Linked DNA regions of Homo sapiens: region 2 is linked to region 1. A link is a contact called in ENCODE Hi-C or POLR2A ChIA-PET data. All regions are on one chromosome and are shown on one strand. The core of a region is the stretch at or near the end of the contact, and the rest is flanking DNA. Distances in the headings are between cores, read along the strand shown.

What was found. A loop is a pair of places that touch in the nucleus more often than their neighbours do. ChIA-PET counts read pairs that join two places held with the same protein, here RNA polymerase II (POLR2A). Pooled maps may share reads with other maps.
Region 2: a pooled map shows a loop between it and region 1 (7-fold over the local background). The contact joins two enhancer-like sites. A Hi-C loop is called at or near these places in 3 of 50 pooled maps. POLR2A ChIA-PET finds 5 or more read pairs at or near these places in 2 of 52 experiments (K562 and RWPE1).

The regions. Positions count from the first base shown.
Region 1 is chr5:159,174,680-159,181,487 of GRCh38, reverse strand. It overlaps RNF145 (ring finger protein 145), which reads left to right. Exons shown (of 11, transcript NM_001199383.2): 5 at 4,621-4,856. Among named protein-coding and RNA genes, the nearest start is that of RNF145, 31 kb to the left of the region's middle. Within about 2 kb of position 2,332, at least 12 of the 41 ENCODE cell types and tissues checked have a DNase peak (open chromatin) inside an H3K27ac peak, as active enhancers do.
Region 2 is chr5:157,539,522-157,546,329 of GRCh38, reverse strand. The region is part of intron 3 of ADAM19 (ADAM metallopeptidase domain 19); the gene reads left to right. Among named protein-coding and RNA genes, the nearest start is that of ADAM19, 33 kb to the left of the region's middle. RefSeq lists enhancers at 4,454-4,563, 4,724-4,783, 5,194-5,293, 5,434-5,553. Within about 2 kb of position 4,474, at least 25 of the 41 ENCODE cell types and tissues checked have a DNase peak (open chromatin) inside an H3K27ac peak, as active enhancers do.

The DNA of each region.
Region 1 (6,808 bases), core at 1,083-3,582:
AATTTAAAGTGAAGTACCAGACCCCTGCTACCAGAGTGTACCATGCCAAAATGCAAAAAAGGAAGTAAGAGAAAACCTGTTTTGTGACTTTGAAACTCACCCATGTAGAAGGTGTTAACAGGCCTAATATTAGAGATTAGAGGAGGATTTCTTCAGAGAGAACTCTTTTTTTCTGAAATACTTCCCCAGCCCTTTACACTAGAGGATTCACTGGGGGACCATTTGGGGAGTTATGTGTCTTGTGTGGTGAAGGGGGGAATGCTGTGGACTGGTGTCTGACTCACCCTGGAACATCTTTTTTTTTTGAGTTACACTTTTATTTTTATTTTCTTACATTAAAAAACTTTTTTTTTTTTTTTGAGACAGAGTCTTGCTCTGTCGCCCAGGCTGGGAAAACATTTTTTAGATAAGTTTCTGGGGGAACACATGGTGTTTGGTTACATGGACAAGCTCTTTAGCAGTGATTTCTGATATTTTGGTGCATCCGTCGCCTGAGGAGTGTATGCTGTACCCAATGTGCAGTCTTTTATCCTTCACCCACCTCTCACCTTTCCAGGAGGCCAGAATTCCACTATATCATTCTTGTGCCTTTTCAGCCTGCAAAATCTAAAACTACATTGTCCAAAACTAGCCACATGTGGCTGGTTAGCACTTGCAGTGTGGTGAATTGAGATTAAGGTGTGCTGTATGTGTAAAGCACATACTCAATTTTGAAGACTTGGTACAAACCAGGTTAACTTTTAATACATCTTGTTAACTTTTAATATAGATTGAATGTCTATATGATGATGTTTAGGATATGTTAGGTTATATAAAATATATTGTTGATTTCACTTGTTTCTTTTTACTTTTTGAAATGACACTAATAGAAAATTTAAAATTATATTTGGCTTACATTATAATTCTAATCTGATATAAAGGACTAGCAATAGACTAGTTGCTTGTTGAGTGTTTTGACTGTGGAATGAAAATGCCTTATAGGGTTTTCCTGTATCTTCTGATACAGGAAATTGTAGAGCAAAGGATGTAAGTTTCTTGTGAACTAGACAGTGGCCCCGAAAGTCTGTGTAGGATTTTCTTGGGTCCTGTTCAAGAAGGCCTTTTAGATGGATGAGAAGACCTCAACAGGGATTGACCTTCCAGATTCCCAGGAGCTGAGAAAAGAGCCAAAAATGGCCAGTTGAGGGTGTATACCAAGCACCAAGGGTACTGCTGCAGGTGAGAGAGCCACAGTGATAGGAACGGTTTCAGAAGAACCCATAAAAGGGTCCAGGGGAAAATAAATCAGTTTTAGATACCTCAAGTCTAGGAAGCACCAGTAACAACCACATCATTGTAAGAGTCCAGTTAAGTAGGAACCTGCCTACTTCCCTCCCTCTCCTTCTTCCCTACCCACTTCAATCCTTGGTAAGTCAGAGAGAGAGGGAGAAGTGCTAGGTCAAAAAAGAGAAAGAAGCCAGCCACAACCTCCCCACCTTCTCTCCCACTTGCAGGTTTTCTATCTTAAAGCATAAAGGTAAAAATTAATGCTTTCCCTAGAATGCCTGAACTCTAGAGTAAGGGATAAGTCTCAACTTTAAATCTGTTTGAAAGTTTCAGTTATTATTAAATTGAGACAGTAACCTAAGCTAGAGTAGAAAAGTTATGGGACTTGCCTTGGATTTTATCTAGGGGCAGGAAAACCACTAATCTCTACAGAGTGGATTTTAAAAGACAGCAGAGGACAAAAATAATGTTGCTTTATGACTATCGTTATGAGTTGGCATATTTATTAACGGTAACATTCAATAATGAAGATATTTGCCAAGTTAGAAAGCTTGTAAAGTTTTAGTTTATGATGCATATACTTGTATTATAAATATGAAGCATATTTCTTAAAACTCTTCTTATCAGTGGCCATGGTCTTCTGTTTACTTAACTAAGATTCAACTTTCCAAAGTCCATAAACTATTAAGGAGCATGTTTTCTTCCAACTTAGATTTTAAAATAATTTTCTGGTGTTTTTCTTCATTTCAGTAACAAACTTTTTTGAAAAACTAGGTAATTTTAATATGCCATGATTTCTTAGGGTTGCCAACCTCTTGGAGATATTTCTAATAGTGGAATCCTGAAATCTAAAGAGTACATTGGGATTTTGGTTTATGCAGAGTTAAAAGTTGAAATAGGCAAATCAGAAGACAAACAACTTATTCTTTTGGAACTTCAGGGGAAATTCCACTAACAATATGACTCCTTCCTTCTTTTACGTCAGCAGGAGTAGTCTTCTCTTAAATACGCCATATGAGTCATATTCTTCTATGAAAGAAGATAAAGGGAGCCTGTAACCCCAGCACTGAGCACCACATGTGCTGGCATAGACTTAAGGGAATTTTCAGAGCTTAGAGGAAGTTTACATTGTGCTCAACAAGGACATTTAAATTTCATAGCTATAAACACAGTGAAAGCCAGATCATTTGGTGGCCTCTTGTTTTCTATATAATTAGGAGTTTTTCTTTTCTTTATGCCTTTATGATTATTTTTCACATTACTTTAGTATCAGTTTTTTAAAGGCCAAAATTAATGCTTTGTGAGATAAAATACCGTATGTGTTTATGACATAGTAGATTGTTGTAAGTGTTTGGTCTTATGTAAAAATGGTTGACATTTTTGTATTTTTCTAACACAAATTGAATTTTCCTTATTCAAAATGCTTGGCACCAGAAGTGTTTTGGATTTCTGATTTTTTTACATTTTGGAATATCTGCATTATATTACTGTTTGGAAATCCTTAATCCCAAAATCTGAAATCCAAAATACTCCAATAAGCATTTTCTTGGAGCATAATGTTAGATTTTAGGGCATTTTGGATTTTAGATTTTTGGATTAGGAATATTCAACATGTATATGGATAGAATACAAACAAGTCCCAAATTTTCATTTTGGTTTTCATTGACAAGAAGTGAGAGAATATGATTAATTATTCTAAATTAATCTGGAAAATAACATTCAGTAATCTCCAAGAAATTCTGAAAGGAGCAATGAGAGAGGACTTGTCCAATCAGTATGATGGAGCAGGGTGGTACCATCATTAGAATAGATCACTGAAAACAAAAAGTAACAAGTTCTTATATAGACCTAAATATGTAAAAGATTTTGGAGTTTACTACAGTGGCATTTCAAATTAATGAGAAAGGAATGGATGATTCCAGTAGCCAGTTTTGAGATAACCAGCTAAACATGTACAAAAAACAAACTTCGATCTTTATTTTCTTATTCCACAATAAATCAAATGTATTAATTTTTAAGTTAAAATTAAAAATTAGCTAAAAATTACTAAAAGAAAATACAGCTATTTGTATAATCTTGAGTGGGGTAGCCATGTAATAAGCCATGGCACTAAAGGTGGGTACTATTAAGAAAAAAAATGGTTTGACTATTTTCAATACATACTTTTATAAGAGAATAAAGTTATTTAAAATATTAAGACAAGGGACATATTAGAAAAATGCAATCATGTGACTAAGGATTACTATTTCGATCAGGCAGTAGGATACGTATTCTAGCAGAAAAATGGGCAAAGAATGTGAACATTTCACCAAATAATTGCAAATGTTTTCATATACTTATTGATAATGTTCAGTGCTGTTAGTAACCAACAAAATGCCAATTTAAAAAATTTGGGAAATATTCCCTGTTCTTCCCATCTCTAAATTATACTCACTATGGCAAGTTAATAGAAAAATAGCCACATTATACACTGGTAAATTGTTGCTGGAGGGCAGTCTTGACAGTGTGTCAAAGTCTTTAAAAATGTTTTTTTCTGATTCAGTAATTCCTAGCCTAAGAGAATATTAGGAAATGTGTTCCAAGTAGTTTATACAAGGATGTCATAATGTAAAAGCTTATTCATACAAAGCATTTTATAATTATGGAATATTTGGAAAGGGCTAAATGCAAATATCATGTCACATACATTCAGTGTACCCCAGGGTGTTCTTAGGACTACCTTTGGGTTGTGGGATTATAAGAGACTGAGAGTTTCCCATTTTGTTCTTTGTATTTCTGTGTTTAATGTAATGATCATGCGTAATCCCCAGTGAGAAGAATTTATTTAGTTTTTAGTTTTAACTTATGATTTAGTTATTTGGGGCAGTTTACTTGGCCCTCCAAAAATAAAGATTAAAAAATTATCAGAACAAATATTGTTGCAGTATGATCTTGAACAAGTAATTATATCTCTTGGATTTTATGCTTTCACCTATAGACCAGAACAGTTAAATATTGCGTACCTTTGGAAAAGAAGTTATGTATAAACATTAGCAACTGAATTGTCACAATACTGAATTAGACATTGTTTAAAGTTTTCTTCATATTACACATGGCATCACAGACGACCAGTGGAGATTTATGCTGCTCTTTCCAGATCAGCCCTACAGAATTAGTATTCAAAATTCACAGAACATGTGAATATGTAATTATAGTCAGATGAAGTTTAAGTTTGATTTAAAATATTATCTACGAGATTTTAGTTAGACTTCTTCAAAAGTTGTGTTATTATCCTTATCAACAGTGTTTTTTGTTTGTTTTTATTTTGTGGATGCCAAATACTCAAAATTAAATGTATTCTATTCCCTATTTTAGGTCAGTTGGTGGTGTGTACTTTATGCTCCTGTGTCATGAAAACAAAGCAGATTTGGCTGTTTTCAGCTCACATGCTTCCTCTGCTAGCACGACTCTGCCTTGTTCCTTTGGAGACAATTGTTATCATCAATAAATTTGCTATGATTTTTACTGGATTGGAAGTTCTCTATTTTCTTGGGTCTAATCTTTTGGTACCTTATAACCTTGCTAAATCTGCATACAGAGAATTGGTTCAGGTAAGACTGCTGACAACCACAAACAGGTAGATAAAATTCTACATAAATGTTAAGTACATTAAAGTTATAGTTCATTTTTATTTCACAGTTATGGTACCATTCATTTTTGCAGTTTCAAAACAGCTGCTATTTTCAGCCCAATTAGGAGCATCTGAAAGATTCTTGATTATGTTCTATTGAGAAGGCAGTAAAGTGAAGTGGTTCTCTTAAAGCAGATTTATCTGAGATCGAACCCTGATGCTGCTGTTCACTAGCTGTGTAACCTTGTGATAATTGCGTTACTTTCTGTAAAACGGAGCTAATAATGAAAGCTGTGCTTTCCTCATAGAGTTCTGTGAGATTTAAATGAGTTTAGTACCAGGCAGACAATGTTCCATATGTGTTAGCTATTGTAATGAAGACAAAAATAATAAAGAATTGAATACCTATAAGTCAAATCCTGCTTTTTCCTTCTGATTATAGTCCTACTGTGACTATAGTTTCTTCCCTTTGTGTGCCTAATTTAAACAGAAAAGTTAAATAGTTCTGGGTTATAATATGATAGATTTCATTTAGATATAGTACTTGAATTGACTTTGCCAACATAACATGCTTTTTGTAAAAGTTTCTTCCCTACTTTTTTCAGCCTTTGCTCTAAGATAAATTACTCCCAGATACAAACAATACACATTTGGGAAATAAATGTTTCTGTTTGGTTTAATTGATAGTTTGTAATATATAAAATAGATTTTAACCTGACATTGGTATAAAAAGAGAGTGTTAAAATGTCACTGTCTTCCACCTCTTGACTGTGTCCTTAAGGTACAGGAAGCTCTCAGATAGAACAAACTGATAACAGCTAAGTGAAGTATTCTCTTGTGGCCCCAGGGGCAGATCTTTGAGAATACTTTCTCTAAGCTTTTGGCCTTAGCCTGATTCTATCTTCGTCTTACACAGTGATTAACTTGGGCAGTTTTCCCAGGAGTAGATCTTCCAGAAAAGGGATTATTTCTACAGTCAGTGAAGAGTGGCTTCATGGGGAAGCAGGGCAGGAAGGGTTATAGTTGTATTCAGGGTAATAATGACAAATTTAAGATACATATTTTTTCTTTGAATTCAGTCTTATGAGGGTTATCTTTGTTTGTAATAAATAATGAATATTCAGTAAATACTTATTGAATATTAAATATTTATTGAATAACCTCAGCCTTCATTTTTTAATGTCATGTTTAGTTGGTTGCCATAAGATTCATACATCAACTAGATGTAGTTGTTGGAAATATAGGTTATAAAATGCGTGACCAGGAAAGAATCAGATAAGCAAGAAATGGAAACAGACAGGTTTTTTTAGTGGTCTGTTTCTTGAATGGAAAGGAAGAAAAATATTCTCTGCCTCGTAATGATGAGTTTACCTGATAATAATTTTGCAGCTAGTTGGGCAGTTTCCTTTTTCTTTTAATCTTTTGTCACTGGGGAAAATAGAAGTTAATAGACTGGGTTGTAGAAAAAGCCTTTGCTTTACTGATGAAAGAATTTTAAATTTAGAATAATCTGCAAGTCAATTTATTTTAACTTAATACTTAAAGATGTTTATACCTTATTGAAACATTCTGGTATCACATTGAGAGATTCCAGCAAGACCAGCTGACTGCTAGATACTGGTTTTGTAAGCTGTCCAGCAGAATTCCTGCTGTGTCACCAGGGTCTGGTCCCTGACATAGTAACTCTAGAAACTTGGTTACACCTATGCTCTTAGATTGAATCAGATTCTGTGATTGATTTTTCCTAATCAGTTTCATAAGAAGAGTGTTTTATAAACTGGAAAACTAATTTAGTGAGTTGCAGATTATTAAGCCTTTTTTTTTTTTAAGATATATCCTTTTCCTAGTGTTACTTACACTTGGCAAACCAAATGGAAAAACATAGCTTGATAAAAACACAGTAGGAGGAAGGGGAATTGATGTGTATGGGAG
Region 2 (6,808 bases), core at 3,225-5,724, 1.6 Mb after region 1:
ATGCATGCACACACGTGTGCGTGCACATATACATCCCTTCTCCATAACTGTGTAGACAGCTTTTTAGGAGAAACTAGAAATTGGTTACCACACTGGTTTGCAGCTGTTCCAGGAAGGAAGATGAGCTGTGAAACAGTGCCTTCTGGGGACCAGACAGTGACACCTGCCCTCTGCATGGTGTCAGCATTTGCCAAGCACTTGGGAGCTGCAGGTGCCAAGCCAGGAGAGGGGCAGGAAACCTAGGCCTGCCTCACTGGCTGCTGAAGCCCCATCCCCTAGCATAGTGCCTGCACATCACGGACCTCCATACATGTTTGTGGAGGGTGCAAGTGGACTTGCAGGTGCAGGGCCTGCAAGGCCTGATGCTCAGAAAGGTGCTGCGTCTTGATCAAGGACCCCCAGCAAATAGTGACGAAATCAAGCTGTGAGAAACTCTGGCCTCCTGATGCCAGGTGGCCTGCAGTTTGTACCACATTACACTGCTTAATATGCAGTTATTCATGAGATTGCATGAAGAGCCTTTCTCTCTGCCTACTGGGTGTGTCTGGATGGCCCAACTCTTGGCTTGTCTACCACTGACATTTAGCTTACTCTAGTTTATTGAAATGATGGGTTTAGAAACAAAAACTGTGTGATGCTGGGCAAGTTGCTTTTGCTTTTTTTCAGATTCTTCATCTGTAAAAGTGGAGGTCAGGGTTGGGCAGAGAGGGTGGTATATAAATAATGTTTCATTGCGGTAGACTCTGTAACTTACACACTAACCCTCGCTTCTCCTAAACAATCTTTTTGGAAAGGATATGGGGCAACGCATAGAATGAGGGAAAAGTTGAAAAACTAAGGTTTGGAAAGGTTGAGATCCTAGAATGAATAGACGGTCCCTTCATGTACTATCATCTTGAAATTCTGAGATGAGATCTGACTGTCCAGGCATATCATGAAGCATTCATTTGGCCAGGCAAGGGCAGGGATCTTGACCAACTCCAGGTGCCCTAGTCAGCAATGCAACGAGAGGGGAGTATTTCTTTAAATGCAAGTTGGGCCACTGTTTATCTCAAGAAGGTGGCATGGATGCTGGGCAGGCTCTGACAATAGGTATCCACTATGATCTATGAGGGCTTTCCAAGTTCTGACATCCTTGACTTATGCTTTGGGTGCGGTCTGTGTCTTAGTATGCTAAGAAACATTGGGCAAGTTTATGAAAGTTACTGGGATATTTAATCAGAGCTTAAAAAGGGCTAAGCACCTACATTTAGCAGGCTGGTTTGTGGTCCTCACCTACCTGTTTTATGTTTGTTTGTTAGTTTCAGGGAGTGGTCCGCTTATTCCCTTTTTTCTAAGCATATTCTCACAGCTCCAGTGATCTCAGAGGGTCCTTCTCTTCATTTCCCCTGTGTCTTATCCACACCGTTTTTCTTTATGATATGGCAGTTTCCTCATACCCTCTTACATTCGTCTTTCCCTTCAGGTTTTCTGTGGTATCGGCTAATCTGATCAACACTGTGGTTATTTACCAAAAACTGGTTGCTAGAGAAGTTGTTCCTACTCACCATTTTCGCTTTTAGATTTTTCTCAGAAATTCTAAAGGTAGCACCTCATTTCCCCGAACTGTTCTTATCTAATTCCAACAAATACACATAATGGGCTATTCGGGACACTGGAAAACAAATTTGTGAACTCTTCTTGGGTGAGCCATTTTGAGGGCCCCGCAGGTCCCTGCCAGTTAAGTTGTCTGATCTCAAGAAGTCAGCTCTATTTGTGCAGAGAGGTTACCCATCTTCACAGAGGCAGCCACGAGGGAGGCCTGAAGAGGATTAAGTAAAGACCCTGCTGGCCAAAGGAGTCAGTGGTGCTCATCCAAACATCCTTTGGTATATAATGTAAAAGCAAAACACAGGACCAGAAACTGGTCGGAAGGGTGCCAGGTCTTGTGCGGACTGGGAGAAGATGTCGTGGGAAGTGGTTGGTGAAAGGGAGTGTTGACTTAACGCATTGTTTGGAAACTTCCTTAATAGGAAGTTAAAGAAAACATACTGAGTAGCATTGGCCTTTTGCCAGGCTTCTGGATGGCGCCATTTTTGCCTTCGGAGTGTTGCTTCCAAAGCTGGTCCTCTGGCAACGATGGTGCTTATTCAAGGGAGTCCCTGGGATAGGAGGAGGTCCCAATTTTTTACTCTAGGAGCAACCTCCAAAGTTCCCCCTTCCTTCGCCTTTCTGTTCCCTCATAAAGGAATGTGTCTGCTTGCAGCCCCCTGGACTCATCAGTCCCTTATTTGGCTTTAGGGCCATGCCTTTGGCACGTTGGTTTGTTTCCATTCCTTTGGAGTCAGAGGTGGAATGAGTACTGATGTAGAAATCTTGGTTCTGAAGCAGCTCTGGCTGTCTCTTCCCTGCTTTTCTTTCAGCATCTTAGAAAACAAAACAATACTCACTGAATTTATTTTGTCCCAAATCTAGACTAGTGCAGGCCATGACATTAGAATAGCACTCTGCTTTTCAGAGACACTTTCCAGTACCTGTCTGTCCTGGGCATTGCCATTTCTGCTTGATAGAAAGGGAAACTGAGGCTGAGTAGTTTGTGACTTGCACCGTATCACCTAGCCAGTTAAAAAATATTGTCAAAATTTACAAACCCAGAAGGAGAGAGACTAGTATTATAAACCTCAGATGCCCATTACCTAGATTTAACAATGATCAAGATTTTGCCACGTGTATATATAGCTAGTGCTGGAGAAAATGATAGCAATATTTGTAAAGCACAAATACTTTCTACTTTACAAATAATTCTTTCACATTTGTTCATATGATCTTCCTATATGCCAGGCACTATTCTAACATCTTACAGGGGCACTGTGAAGTAGATTTTGTCATTCTCCTCATTTTATGATGAGAAACCATAGGCACGGAGAAGTTACTGACCAGTCTGAATTCACACGACTTATAAGAGCTAGGATTTGAATGTATTTTCTCATTTGATCCTCAGCATCGCTGTGATACTGATGGTGATTATTAGTCTGTTCATTTTGCAGTCTAGAAAATGGAGGGGGTTTATGTGGCTCACGTGAAAACAATTTTTATACAAATACATAGTGAGCACTTCTCGAAGTTTTATTTATCTAATTAATGGGCTAACCAGCAAGATGATAAAACTGGTTTAAAATTGGATAAGGGAAACTAAGACGTATTTGTGTGGCGGTGTGTGTGTATTTAATAGTGAAAAAAGGAATGCTGAGATAAGATTGCTAAATTAGACACAAAACTAGTTAATATCCTAGGGGCTGTAAAATCATAACCTTTGGGGTTATCTTTTCTACTAGATGGAAATATTTGCATTTCTGTTGTATCTTATTAAGTTTTTACAAGTTAACATCTGATTTTACAGAGTGGAACAAGGGCTGTCCTAATTAATTGTAAATAGTACATCTTTCAAAGCCACACTCTTCCCATAAAGTCCAGAGAACCGTAGACAGGCCTCTGAGAGTCTAAGGCTTGGCTGTGCTCCCTTAGTGTTTTTTAATTTAATGTTTTGAGACAGAATCTGGCTCTGTCACTCAGGCTGGAGTGCAGTGGTGCAATGTCAGCTTACTGCAGCTTCCGCCTCCCGAGTTCAAGCGATTCTCCTGCCTCAGCCTCCTGAGTAGCTGGGATTACAGGTGCGCGCCACCACACCTGGCTATTTTTTTTTGTAGAGACGGGCTTTCGCCCTGTTGTCCAGGCTGGTCTGGAACTCCTGGCCTCGTGTGATCCACCTGCCTCGGCCTCCCAAAGTCCTGGGATTAGAGGCGTGAGCCATTGCACCCAGCCCTGGCTGTACGCTTGTGTGACATTGAGAGGAACCATAGTCATCTTTTGCTTCATTTCCAGGCTTTGGAAGGGCAGTTGCCTAGTGCAGCTGCTGCTTAAACCAAAGCATTCCGACTTTCCCTCTATGCTGGGTTAGCACCATCTTTAGACTTTTGGAAGGTGATTAGGAGGCTAGAAATAAAAAAAAGAATTAAAAATGTTAAAATTGCTCAAATGGAGTAGAATAATTCCCAGAACCCGAAAACATAAATCACCTGAAAAAAAAAAAACTATTAAAAATACAGATTTCTTAATCCTTCCCTAGAAAAGGGAGGGGATTGTGTATTTTTGAACAGTCTTTCCAGGTGTTGTGCAGTTGTTGGGCTAAGTCGCATGGTGAGAACATTATTACTAACATAGGCAGGATGAAGACCCTCCAGGTGAAATAAGAGAGACCAGAAAAGTGGACCTCCCAAGGCATCATCAGGGTATAAATGCCTGGAGACTCTTGGAAGAATTAGATAGAGAAAGGCCCAGAGAAAGGAGGTGTCAGCAAAACTTGCTACTGAGATGAGCAGAGTGATGCTCGCCTATGCTGAGCTCGTCTGCAGAGGGTGTTTTTCAAGGTAAATGGGAAATTGTTATCACTTTATCTTCACTGGTTTGCTTATCTGAAGCAGGAGGAAGAAGGTTTGAGCTCCCAGAAGATGTTTTGCAAATTCATTTTAGTGTCACTGCTCCTTCCTCTCTAGAGGGTGGTTTAGCCTAGAGAGGCATTTGAAATTTGTCTGACGATAAATAGAACTTAAAGGAATTGTCCTGAGTTTGAAGCTTCTGAGCCTTAGGAAAGACGGGTCTGAGCTGTTTTCAGGCTGCAGTGTACTTTCAGGGCCTGGCTGCTTGTACAGGTTCCAGTTCTTCTTCCCTAGAGAGTGACCTAATGTTTTATGTCCGGTATTTGGGGGTAGCTTATTTTCCTAGGTGGGAGTCTGAAGATGCAGGTTTTGCTCAGGGACTTTGGAATCTAAATGACCCAGATTTTGCTCAACTCTAGTGCTGGCTATTATTATGATGGTGCCGAGACATGGCAGAGTGTCCTACTGATTTCTGCCTGTCCGTGGGCTCCTGAGCACAGAGCAGACAGAGCAGGGGGCAGCAGGGTAGAACAGAAATTGCTTTTCTTTTAAAGCTAGAAAAAAGGAGTGGGCGGAATGGGAAATCTTGCACAGTCCTTTCTCTTCCTGGATGCACATCACTCACAAGTCGTTTCCTGAAAATCCTAATGCAATCCAATGGTGAGAGACGGCTTCCTGCCGGTCTGCTGAGCCAGCCCCTCGTCAGGGAGGAGATGAGAACAAGATGTGGTCAGAGAATGGGGCAGCTGGGCTGGGCCGGGCTGCTCAGTGACCATGTGCCCTCCTCTCTGTGGGACAGCAGCGTCCTTTGGTTCTGAGAGCAGCACCTGGACACATGGGCGTATGTGGACCTAGCTTGGGGGAGCTGCAGAGTTGTTCAAACAGATGGCTGGCCCTAACCCTAGAGTTTCTGTCTGATTCATGAGTCTGGGTGGAGCCTGGCAATTTGCATTTTTAACTAGTTTCTAGATGATGCTGATATTGCTGCTTCAGAAAGGGTGATTAGGTGGAAAATGAAAGCGGATTGTTTTATGTAGATTCAGAGGCCAGAATGAAGGCCTGTGGGTGCCAGTGACAGAGGTGTAGTTTTTAATCCGGAGTAAAACATTAAACTACTGTATGTGGTCAGAAATGGAGTGGGTAGTCTCAGGAGTAGCCTCTCCCTGGAGGTGTCCAGTGGTGAATAGCCATTTGGCAGATTCCTACACGAGATAAAAGGTTCATTCATTCGTTTGCGAGTTTATTCACTCATTCACAGAATGCACATGTACTGCCTGCTTGCTAGGTGCTGGGGGCCGGGGAGAAGACTTCAAAGACACAAGGTCCCTGTTTTTGGGGAGCTCACAGTGTAATTGGGGTTTGACTACATGATTTCTAGGGTTCCTTTCAGTGCTGAGGGTCAGAGAGGCCTGTGATGATGGGGTAATGTCACTGGGTGAATGATTTCTCCCCCCTTGCTAAGTCTCAGAAGAGGCTGAGAATATTTTTACCAGGAGTGCATTTTCTGTGGGAAAATTCACACTTCCCCACTGGCACCTGGAATGAACTATTAAACTCTGAACTCCTGACCAGCTGTACATGGCGCAGTCTGTGAAAGCAAACCCAGGAAATGGGCTGCAGGAATGAGCACATTGCGTTTTACCACCTCTCTTAAGTGATGTACTGGAGAGTTCATGGCTGGGGAAAGTTAGAGAGAGAAACTTTCTGGGTTCTTCTGTCATAATCCCTGTTGAAAGCAATAATGATTATCACTAACTTTTACCCAGCTCCACTTTGTGCCAGGCATGGCATTAAGTCTGCTACATTTATTATGTTGTTTGATCCTCATCACAGCCCTATCAAATGAGTATATCATCCTCTTTTTTGTGTAAGAGGAAACAAAGGTTCAGAGACATACATGTACTTGTTCACGGCCGTAGAGGCAGTGAATGTCAGAGCTGGAATCAAAACTTCAGTTTTCCAGTCTCCAGACCATGCTCTAAGCTGCTAGTACACTGAACTACTCATCCATCCATTCATTCGGTAACTAGTTAAGTGGTTTTCTCATTGAACAAATGTTAAGCACTGACATAAACCAGTGAGCAAAACTGCTTGGCCTCTGCCCTCATGAGGCTTACAGCTTTTCTCCCTCAGGCAAATGGGTGACTCCTCCCTCAAATCTTGGACTAGTTAGATGCTAAGGAGAAAGAGAAAGGACTGGGAGACAGATTCTGGCAGGTTAGCCACTGACCCAAAGTTTCCATGTGAATGAGAATTTCTCTTCACAAAGCTGGGGTTTGTGCTTTGCTTTATTTTTACATTTTCCTGTTGGGCTTCTTTTCTTCTTGTCCAAGGCGAGAAGTTGAAGGCCTTGACATAGTACAGGAGACAATTCTTGTGGCATTTGCCTTCTG